Regions from separate parts of the Homo sapiens genome. Here region 2 is linked to region 1. A link is an interaction called in ENCODE POLR2A ChIA-PET data of the cell type or tissue named here. Cell type or tissue: GM12878. All regions are shown on one strand. Links, peaks and the distances in the headings refer to the core of each region. The heading gives the core; the rest is flanking DNA.

Region 1 (5,322 bases), core at 1-5,000:
AGAGAATATTCCTGTTATCTATGTTAGTAGGCATGGTGTGGTTAAAGATTAAGCCCTAAATCAGCTACCTAGGCCTCGCTGAGTGCTCTAGCAACATTTCTCTTTGTAGTGGAGAAGTTTTAATGAGAAAGGAAGCCTTTTGAAGGGAATATTGAGTAATTAGGAGACTATGTGAGGCTGGTCTCAACTGTGATTCCGGGGAGAAAGTGCATCTTTTCCTAAAGCAAAGAGAGTGCAGAAGGAAGAACCACCCAACATAACTCTTTTAGTCTACAAGAGAGAAAGAACACATGATATATAATGGTTATTCCACCTCATCATTATAGTGGATTATATATATTCCTTCCTTCCTTCCTTCCATCCATTTTCCAATATATTCCATCTCATCATTTATCCACCATGGATAAAGCAATCTATCCTGCATTCAGACTTAGCTTTTAATCAGCTTAAGTAAAATACTTAAAATATTATTCCCCATGCACCCAAATTTGGAAATTGTACCCTATAACAATTTGGGATTTTTCTTTCTCTGTGTTTTCTTACACTGAGGAAACCCTACACTTATAGTCTACATTTTTAAAAAACAAAAATGCTTTCAAAAAGAAATGCATTTTCAGGGGAAGTTTTAAAAATCCTAAAGAATATTGGCTGGGCACAATGGCTCACACCTGTAATCCCAGCACTTTGGGAGGCTGAGGCAGGCAGATCACAAGGTTGGGAGATAGAGACCATCCTGGCCAATATAGTGAAACTCCGTCTCTACTAAAAGTACAAAAAAAAAAAAAATTAGCCAGGCATGGTGGCATGCACCTGTAGTTCCAGCTACTCAGGAGGCTGAGGCAGGAGAATCTCTTGAACCAGGGAGTCGGAGGTTGCAGTGAGCCAAGATCACGCCACTGCACTCCAGCCTGGTGACAGAGAGAGTCTGTCAAAAAAAAAAAAAAAAATCCTAAAGAGTATTAATTAGGAAACATAAAAATTAAATTTTTTTTAAAGACAGAAGCATTATTACCCAACGCCCTAAGAACTGGCTTTGTGAAACTGAAGAGAGATCAGGATGAGTGAAAAACTCTTCAATACTATCTTTTCAGACCACATTGTCAGAATTATTTTCAAGGAGATCAGCATGGAATAGGAAACTACTCGCTGTAAACATTATCTGATTTTCTACCATAGGCATCACTGGTAACTTGACTGAACTATTTGGAGTTAGTGTGTGTTCTAAAAAAAAAAAAAACCATACATTTCATTTGTCACCAGCTTCCTGAAAGTGTAAATTCTTGTCAATAGCAGAGCTTATCCTCAAGATACTCAGCAAGCAAAGTGAAGAGTTGGGTACAGGATGTGGAGCTCTGGCTTTTTAGGCCTACATGCAATAGAGCAAAAACCAATGCTCCTCAGATGTCAGCTCTTTGTTCACTCAACAAGTATGTGTTGATCACCTGCTATGCACCAGGCAGTGAGGCAGGTACTGGGGATATAGTGGTGTATAAAAGAGACATGTCCCTGCCATCATGAGGTTTACAATCTAGTGTAGAAGTCAGACAAGAAGCCATCAACCAAAGGAATACATCATTTAACATGATGAACCACGAGAGGAGGTGGAATTCTACTAAAGAAGGGTTTTTCAGGGATGGCCTGTCTGAGGATCTAACATTTAAGCTAAGATCTAAAGGATTGAATAGTCCTAAAAGAGGTCACAACAAAAGTGAAGGCTACACTGAGAAAGAGCGTGGCATGTTTGAAGACCTAACATAAAGCCAGTGTGAGTGAAGCAGCGAGGAAAAGGAGATGATAAGGCCAGGGAAGGGCACCATGATAAAGAGTCCCGATTTCATTCTGAAAGTGACAGGAAGCCACAGAAAGGCTTTGTGTTCCTCTGCTTGGGCTTCCATAACAAAATGCCGTGGTCTGGGTGGCTTAAACAACAGATATTTATTTCTCCCAGTTCTGGAGGCTGAGAAATTTGGGATAAAGTTCCATCCCTTCAGTTCCAGGTGAGGGCCATCTTCCTGGCTTGTGAGAGGCATAGAAAGCGCCTTCTCACTGTGTGTTCATAGGGCTTTTCCTTGGTGCACATACATCAAGAGAGAGTACAAACTCTTCAGTATCTCTTCTTATAAGGACATTGATATTATCAGATAAGGCCCTACCCTTATAACTCTATTTAACCTTAACTATTTCCATATGGACCTTATCTCCAAATATGATCACATTTAGGCTTATGACTTCAACATATGAATTTGGGGGGAACACAAACATTCAGACCACAACAGGCTTACAGCAGGGAAATGGCATGGCCTGATCAACTGATTTCATTTTTTAAAGGCCACTTTAACTAATCTGTGGAGGATGACTAATAAGGAAAAAGAAAAGCAGCAGAGCAAACAGGAGTTCTGAACAGAGAGAACATGACAGACAAAGGTGGTAAAAGTATTGCATCAGAGAAAAATGTGGGAAAGAATTGAGTAACCAGGTATTTTTTTTAAAAGCTTGTTTAATATTTAAAGAAAGAGAATAAATAAGATTTGATTATTAAAAAGGAAAATTGAAGCAATGCCTCTTCTAAGTGACTTTTTTAAACAATATCTGTAAGCCACCCAAGAGGGACAACGTGTGTGGTTCCCTGTATGGCAATGCTACAGAATTGCTTTGATCATTAGCCTCCTTTCTTGTATTGTCATTGCAATTCATGATTATGGGGAAATCCAGGAAGGTTCCAAGCTTCAGTTAAGATAGGCCATGAAACATAAAAATACTTATCGGAATGTATGTTAGGTTCCTATTGCTGCATAACAAATTTCCACACAATTAACAGCTTAAAACAACACCTGTTTATTGCACCAGCATTTCTGTAGATCAGAAGTCCAGGCGTGGCTCAAGCTGGGTCCTTCACTCAGAGTCTCATAAGGCAGAAATCAAGGTGTCAGCTGGGCTGAGTTCCTTTCTGGAGCTAGGGGTTCTCAAACTCACGTGGTTGTTGGCAGAATTCAATTCCTTGTAGATGTATGACTCAGCCCCCTGTTCTTTTATTGACTTCCAGATGGGGTCCACTTTCATCTCCTAGAAGCCACCTGCAGCCCTCTTTTAAAGGCTCAGCCCATTAGGTCAGATCTACCCGATAATGGCCCTTTTGATTAACTCAGCTAATTAGGGACCTTGATTACATCTGCAAAGTTCTTTATGCCGTACAACAGGACAGTCATAAGAGTGATCTCTCATCGTGTCTGAGGTTCCAGTCACGCTCAACAGGAGGGTGATAACAGGGGTTATCAGGGGATCTTTTTATTCTGGCTACCACAGAATATCATTGAATCCTTGAACCTTGTGTCAAGACTTCACATTATTACAATCTCTTGCTATGCAATGCTCCATAATACACCCCATAATTGCTGAAAATCATGAAGGTTGAACTTTTTGTAAAAAAAAAAAACAAAAAAAAACAAAAAAAAAAACCAGTCAACACATTGGCTGGAAAAATAAATCTGTTTCAAAATGTTCATGTTTTTAAAGGGTTAACTTCTCAGCTACACCTTCAGGGCTGTTTCAGACCATCTCAAAGTCTTCTATATCGCTTTTTGCAGAAGCTGTCTTTTGGAGTTCATCTTTTAAGTGGGGCTCTTTTCTAGAGACTTCAGCTAAGTTCTATTTTTCCTTCAGTAAGTCATGAGAAATCTATTCAGTAGAATCCAGTTCAACATCTGGCTCTTTGCTTCCTCCCAGTCTCTAGAAGAGCAGTTTTCAAAGTCTGGTTTTGGGCCATCCTGACACCCTGTCAGAAGGTCTTTGAGGTCCTCCTTTTTCAACTATTGGATACATAGCCATGTGCAGCTAGATTTCCTCCACAGACTTCAACCAAAGCAACATATCACAACAGATGGAATGCAGTGCCTGCAGTAAGCCAGACATGAAGGAGATGTGCAAAAATTTAAAACAATGCCACTCTTCTCATTCAATATTTTTGTTTTGAAAATGCCAAATAGAAACAACACCAGACTTAGATAAGGAGTAACTTTATTTGAAAAGACAATTGCAATAAAGAGAATGCTTTGACCTCAGGATGAGGAAGTGTCTTAAAATTAAGCAGAAAAAGGTTTTTCTTATATAGGGAAGGGTAAGCAGAGATGGCAGGGACTATATGGGTGAGGAGGACAAGCAGGTGGGTGAACAGGGGGCAAAATCAGGTACTTCAACAAGTAATGTTTCTCTTGTGGTTAGTCAGTTCTCAGAAGGAGCTGTTAAGGGAGGATGTTTCACAGCTTAGTGCTTTAGGCCTTGCTCGAACTTGGGAGCTAGCCAAAGTTTGGGAGCCCACTGGAAGGAGAGAAGCCTGATTAAAATTTGGTCAAGCAAAAGTTCCGTGGATAAGTAACAGACAATCGTGAGCACTTGGTCAAAAACTATAGTCATTTTTCGTGAAAATAATTATGTGTTTATAAGCAATGAGTCTGTTATTTTGTGGATTAGTAAATATTTTTAAATGTCTCAGGTTTAAATTTTATGCAGTAAATGTCAAGAGATACAACCCCCATAAACAAAAGCTCTTTGGAGGCCTCAATAATTTCTAAGAGTATGAAGGGATCCTGAAACCAAAATGTTCAAAAACCACCACTCTAGATTATTCTAGATAACCGTGCCCATTAATCCTAGAGCAATGACAGGACTTAGAGATTTTTTCATTCACTCCTTTCATATTGTGGATAAGTTGAAACTTAGGGTAGCCATGTGACTTGCCCAAGATCAGTGAGTGAAAAGCATCACTAAGTTTTAAATACTGATTTCCTCATTCCTAACCCTGTGTTTACCCTACTATTGCTATACAATTTCAGATATGTCTATTTCGTATCCAAACTTTGAGAACAAGTCTCTGTCTTATACTTCTTTCATATACTTCAGAGCTGCTGGCATATGTCTCAAATAATCAAATGATGGGTGCTCAAAATTCTCGTTGGATGAATGTATACAGGAATAAAGGAGAGAAGGAAAGACAAAAGAGAGAACAGGAAACATGGATGGATGGAAGGAAGGAAGGAAGGGAGGGAGGGAGGGAGGGAGGGAGGGAGGGAAGGAGGGGGAAGGAAAGTCTTTTATGAACCCATAGGCCTTGAAACCATTTCACTCTCTCAGCAACACCCACATACAATAATCTCTTAATTATTTCCAGGCTCCAGGGACACAAAAATCTGGTCTACAAGAAACTCTCAATATCTTCCTTAAAAGTCTACACTGAAGGCTTACATATCCAAAGAAAGGCTCATAGAAGCAGCATGGCTTGTACCATCCTCATGTGCACAGCCTCCCCGGAAACCACAGAAGGAACGT
Region 2 (6,427 bases), core at 1,428-6,427, 140 kb after region 1:
CAGTCTCTTCTCACACTGCTATAAAGAACTGCCTGAGACTGGGTAATTTAGAAAGGAAAGAGGTTTAATTGACTCATAGTTTTGCATGGCTGGGAAGGCCTCAGGAAACTTATAATCATGGCAGAAGCAAAGGGGAAGCAGGGCACCTTCTTCACAAGGCCGCAGGAGGGAGAATGAACTCAGGAGGAACTACCAAACACATAAAACCAACAGATCTCGTGAGAACTAACTCACTGTCATGAGAACAACATGGGGGAAACTGCCCCCATGATTCAATTACCTCCACCTGGTCTCTGCCTTCATATGTGGGGATTATGGGGATTATGGGGACTATAATTCAAGATGAGATTTTAGGTGGTGACACAGCCAAACTATATCACCTTGTTTACATTTTACACATAACTAAAATTTTCCTGCTTTTTGCAAATGCGTTCCATCTCTCAGTTTGATTTCTTTAATTGGCCCCATATCTTAAAGGGGCTCTGTTCAACATTTGGTATTTGATAGATCCCATGGGTCTTTTTTGCTGACAATGATGCTGCCAGCTCCAAGGCTTTTTATAGACAGATGCATATGTGTCCCTAATTGATTTGTTTCTTAATGGGAATTCGATGAGAAAAGTTCTCAGATATTCTAAAACATTAATCATAAAATAAGTCCCTGTCCCAGAATTGTGCTCAAAACCTTAAGTCATTTTAAGATGTGTTGGCTGGGGTGTGAATTTTGTCCATCCTTATATTTGTTGAATATAAAAATCAATAACACCACTACTCTGCACATTTATCTAATGTAATAATCAATATCAATACCTTTCCTGATATTTACTTAATATAATAATCAATAACAATACTGTTTGTTTATTTGATGCCATTGACCAGGGTAGAAGACCAAAGGTATGTGCCTTAACTACCCTATGTACCTTCACACTGGGCCATCTACTGCTAACATCTCTTCTTTGTCCTACTTCCCACTCTCCAGACCTGAGCAGAACATCATCCTACTTCTCTTTGCTCTGGAAGGTGATGGTCAGTATATTGACATTTTGGAGGAGGCAGCCAGCATTGATGGAACCTCTGTCTACATTATCCTAGGTACTGTGAGGGAAACAAATATAATATAATTCACCTCTATATTTGTTAGAGTAACACTAGCTACTACCCTGAGAAGCCCCAAGACCCTGGTGGCTTAATACATGGTAAGTTGGTAAGTTGGTTGCTTATCCTCTAACAGTATAATGTAATTATTCCTGGTTGGTGGAATATTTTCATATAATACTTCAGAGACCTAAGCCCCTTCCATCTTGCAGATTTGCCCTTGCCTAAATCCCTCAAACCTCTACATTCAGCCAGCATATGGGAAAAGAACATAGAGGACCATGTGTAGGATATTTTAATGTCAGACTTGGAAGTAGTGTTCATCACTTCTGCTTATATTGCTTCAGTTAGAACTCAGTCTCATGGTCACATCTAACTGCAAGGCAAAGCATTCTGAGGACATGGTCTAACTATACTCCCAAAAAGAGGAATGAATTTGAACAGTTAGTCAGTCTCTGCCACTATCCCATCCTTTAGTTGCTTATAATTCAAAGAGGAAGACAAGATGAAGGATTGTACACATAATAAGTGAGGGATCACTAGAGGCAGAATTAGTCAGTGAAAACTTTCTAAGGAGAGACTTTTAAAATGGGTAGAATAAGGAGATAAACATAAAGAGTCATCCCATGAAGTAAAACAATGCGGTATGAGCAAAATTATAGGTAGAAATAGGCAAACATTGGCAGGGGAATGTGAAGAGGTCATTTTGACAGGTGCACAGAGTCAATGCCAGGAAGCAGAGAGCAACGTACCTGGCTAAGGAGAATAGGATGAAACTACCCCAACTAAGACCACTGACTCCTCCACCTCGAACCTGTGTTTGCATTGCACTAGAATTCTGCTGGTCCACTCAAAGGTACTTTACCACCTTTTTCTAAGTAATCGCTAAATCTCAGCTGACATTTCAAGTCTGAGTGGAAAATGTAAGCATTACCCAGAGAATGTCCCTCACTAATTTTGAATTTTTCAAAGAACAAATGAAAAGTAAGTGACAGATTATAAGAAACTGGTATAACCTAAATAACCATTACATTTGTGAATCAAACCACAAGTCTTCTTGATACAATGAAGCTAATAAGTCACTGACAACCACATGCTCCAGTCAAAGATATATATAGGAGTAGATAATTAAATGTCTTGGCCAGGGACATGGAGTTACAGCAAAATCAAAGTAGAAATAAGATGCAATAGTTCTTTCCTTGGTTCAACCTCTAAATACCTAAAGAATTAGGAGGACCACAGCTACAATCCAATCCACCCAACAAATTCAGAAGTTCCTAAAGGTTAATTCAAATGTGGTCCCAAGGAAAGTCCTTGTAGGTGCGTATTTCTGGACCTTCTTATAAGGACTCTTGTTGCCATGGGAACATACCTCTCCCCAATCTGTACTGATGTTCCAATGTGCTCAAATACTCACCTTATTGAAATGAGAACTACATCAACTCCAATATATTTCATACACAAATTAGGACTGTCCTGTCCCCCTGTAGAAATTTTAGGACAAATCCCTTTCAGGGATTTTGAATAATTTTGAAAATCCAAAAAAAGCTATGGCTCCTGTCACTCCCTCAACCCCCTAGGTAAATACACATAAGCATACAGAAGGTAATTCAATTATATGTAAGGGAAGCATTCCTGAGAACCTATTATAACTTAAAATCCCTATTTTTCAGCACCAATTTCCCTTAGGAACACCATAGACTCCTGTGAGGCAGCACAACACTCTACAAAGACTATCTGCTTCCTGTAACAACTCAAATTTCCCAATTTTGCAGATAAGGAAAATGATGCATAGAGAGTTTAAGCAACTTCTTACCATCACCCACCTCAAGGAACTGACAGAGTAGACCTGGAAGTCATGCAGTCTATCTCCAAAGACCTTGGACATACATATAACCAAAGTGAGATGCTGCCCCCACTCCCATCCCTCTTCTAGTAATATATCCTTTCTACCAAAAAAAAAAAAAAAAACCGAAAAGGAAAAGAACCTATTCTATCTTACTTCCAAAAACTTAAGAGTGGGACCAAATACTGTGCCTCCTCTCTCCCAAACTCAATCCAGGCTACTTATTTTTATTCTTGTGCTAATTATTAAACCAACAACCTGGATATCCCATTATTTCTTCATTTTTAACCTCCTTGAGTTTCAGGTCTTACATTCAAGACAAAGCCCTCCTGGACTTAGTATTGTTTTACACTCTCCAAACACTGTCACTGGAACAGCAGTATTCTTCTCTTAATTTGTTGCAACTCTGGAGTCCCTAAGGTTCGCTGCCAGACATCTCACTGATTGGAGAAAGAAAGACTATAATCAAAGCTCTTTCTGTCCAAGTTAATAAAGATCTTCTTTCATTTTTAATTTAAATTTCCTCTTCTTGGTTTTATATGAGGCAAAAGCTCAGGGTCATATCAAATTAAATTGAGAAACTTAAATGTTTTGATTGATTTTAGCTTATTTTCTGAAATCTTAAGCAATCCAATATCCCACACTTGATTAGGTCAACTGTCATGTAATTCAAAATAAACCTAAACATTATTTAACACTTTTTAAATTTAATCCAGAAGCATAGGTGTTAAAAGATATGTTTATCAAGAGTTCCCTTCCCTGACCTCTTCAGAGAGGCACTGTGGCTGATCAGAGCCTTTATATATTATTCCAGACTGTATATTTAGCTCCAACCACAAGAGGAGGCTTGAGATGATTTTCACCCACCATTATTTCTGTCAGCACTTCTCAATATACTCCAAATAAACACATATTCTAAGTAAAACACTGTTATTACTGTTAACCACAATTTAAAGACCATACCATATTTCCATCAGCCTATCTCCAAGTTATTCCAAATAAACATGCAAATATAGTAAAAGTACTATGTTTGCTATGCAAATTGCAGATACAACTTTAAGACAGATTCTTTAACAGCCTCTACCCACCTTCCAGATAGAAATTTTAAAGTTCTCATTAGTGCCAAACACTCTCAATAGCAACTCTATGGCTTATTTTCACATTTTTCTGAACTAAAAGGATTGAATGTGTGACCTGAATTCACATTATTTAAGTGGCATGAGAATGTTTGTAGCCAAGAAACTAACATTAAAACAGTTTCAGAGCCATGGAAAAACACAGAGCCCTAGCAAAGACTTAGGCAACAGTCCCTAATAGAGGTGCCTCTTCAACTCATGGCACAAACAAGCCTTCCCCAGGAGACAAAGCCAACTGACGATGAGCTCATAATCCAAAATTGTAAAACACACAGGGAAACCCAAAGCCCTGAGAAAGCAAGTGTCATAAAGGGGGAATTTATAGCTGGGAAAAATTAAGATAATTGAACAATCTAAAATGAAATCTTGAAAATAAGTACATTAATAATGTCCCACAAGATAAATAAAGTATTAACAAGACAAGACCAAGGTGCTTTAGAAAAAGAACAGGCAGACTTGAGAAAGAAAAATCTAAACAAAACAAAATTTTTAGAAATGAAGACTGCTATGTCCCCCCAAAATCCAATGTTGAAATCCCAACCTCCAAGGTGATAGTATTAGGAGGTAGAGCCTTTGGGAAGTGATTAGGTCATGAGGGCTCTGGACCCCATGAATGGGATTAGTTCCTTATAAAACAGATCTGAGAAAGCTCCCTTGCCCCTTCTGCCATGTGGGGACACAGCGAAAAGATAGCAGTCTTTGAACTAGGCATTGAGTGCTCACCAGTCACTAAATCTGCCTCCTTCTTGATCTTAGACATCTCAGTCTCCAGAAGTGTAAGAAATAAATTTCTGTTGTTTAGAAACCACCCAGTTTATGATATTGTTTTATAGCAGCTCAATCAGATTAAGACAAAAACCATGGTCATTTAAATAATCGATTGATGACTTAAACTATACACTAGACATAACAGAAAAGGAAATTAGTGATCTGAAAGGTAAAGAGGTAAGGCAATCACCAAAAATTTGGGGAAGGAAATAGTTAAGAAACACAAAGGATAGAATGAGAAGCTTTAGCATACATATAATAGGGTTTCGTAAAGAGAGATAATGTCTTTAGAGAGAGACAATATTCAAAGAGATGACGGTGAAATGTTTCCTGAAATGAATAAAGGCATAAATCATTAGATTTTAAAGGGCATAGTGAGTTCTTAGCAGAACTTTTTAAAAAACATGCATCATAGTGAAACTGTAGAGAAACAAAAGTAAAGACAATTTTTAAAACTACCTGGGAGAAATGACTGTTTACCTACAAATAAACTACAATCAGACTAACAGCAGACTTGTAATCAGCAGAAACACCTGTCAGAAGACAAAGCATAAACATTTTAAATGTGTTCAGTAAAAATAACTGTCAACCTAGAATTCTCTACCCTGTGAAACTAATAAGTGAGAGTAAAAAAAAAGACATTTTTAGGCATACAAAGAATAAGGAAGTTTGCTATTTATAGACATGCTCCCTGCCCTACCACACTAGGAAAGAACAACTAAAAACTGAATTTGAGCAAAAAGCAAAAAAGCAACAATGGAGTGGGATACAAGAAGTAATGGTGGGAAAAAAATCTATTTTTATTTGCAAATCTGAATAAATATAGGCTCCATAAAATAATAACCACAGTAACTAATTTTGAAAGGTAATCTAATAACACAGTAGAGCTAAAACATGAGAACAATATATAGAAGATGACATTTTGTTCAGAGAAAAATTAAAGCATTCTAAGTTTCTTGCCTTTTTTCAGGAAAACTGTCGGGGGGTAATAAGCCAAGTTGGGTTATAGATGGGGAAATGTATTTAAGATTTATTTTTTTCTAAAGCTTCTGACAATAAAATCATACTTTTCTCAAACAAGATTAATACCAACTGCTTGAAGGGCATTTTTCAAATAATATTCTTCCCATTGGAAGAGATTAGGATTTTTCAAGAAATTGAAAGAGAATTGCTTATGTCCAGAAATGAGGAAAGTTAACCTGTTTCCTCCTTACCTGTTTATGAGCCAGTTCCAACAGAATTAATTGTGCTATTCAGTTTCCAAGATTAATATTTGGTTTTATCAGTGACCCAAACTCTAAAATTCTGTATCAAAATAAAATAATCTCAGTATTTTCATGTACTTTACAAATTCAAAACATGTATATATATATTTGCCCTAAGAATTGCAAGTCCTAAAAGCCCTCAAGAATGGCATCTCTCATATTCACCTAAAAAATTTATCAAGTACTCCTTTCACTTTTCCTGGGGGAAAATCTACAGAAATAATAATTATTGATTGTTATTTATGAATTAAATAATTCATCAGAATCAGCACTGCCCTAACACCAATGAAGTCTACTCTCACCTGAGAAAAATATGTG

The links. Peaks named below come from ENCODE experiments on the same cell type or tissue, not always from the same donor. Only the 100,000 strongest peaks of a DNase experiment are listed, where the experiment ranks them.
Region 2: POLR2A ChIA-PET joins it to region 1 with 5 read pairs; 3 of 35 experiments call an interaction of 5 or more read pairs at or near these places.

The regions. Positions count from the first base shown.
Region 1 is chr12:98,147,095-98,152,416 of GRCh38, forward strand. No RefSeq gene overlaps it. Among named protein-coding and RNA genes, the nearest start is that of MIR4303, 150 kb to the left of the region's middle. In GM12878, for the core only: no CTCF peak of the experiment used is centred there; a DNase peak (open chromatin) is centred at 2,349.
Region 2 is chr12:98,282,770-98,289,196 of GRCh38, forward strand. No RefSeq gene overlaps it. Among named protein-coding and RNA genes, the nearest start is that of TRD-GTC1-1, 220 kb to the right of the region's middle. In GM12878, for the core only: no CTCF peak of the experiment used is centred there; no DNase peak of the experiment used is centred there.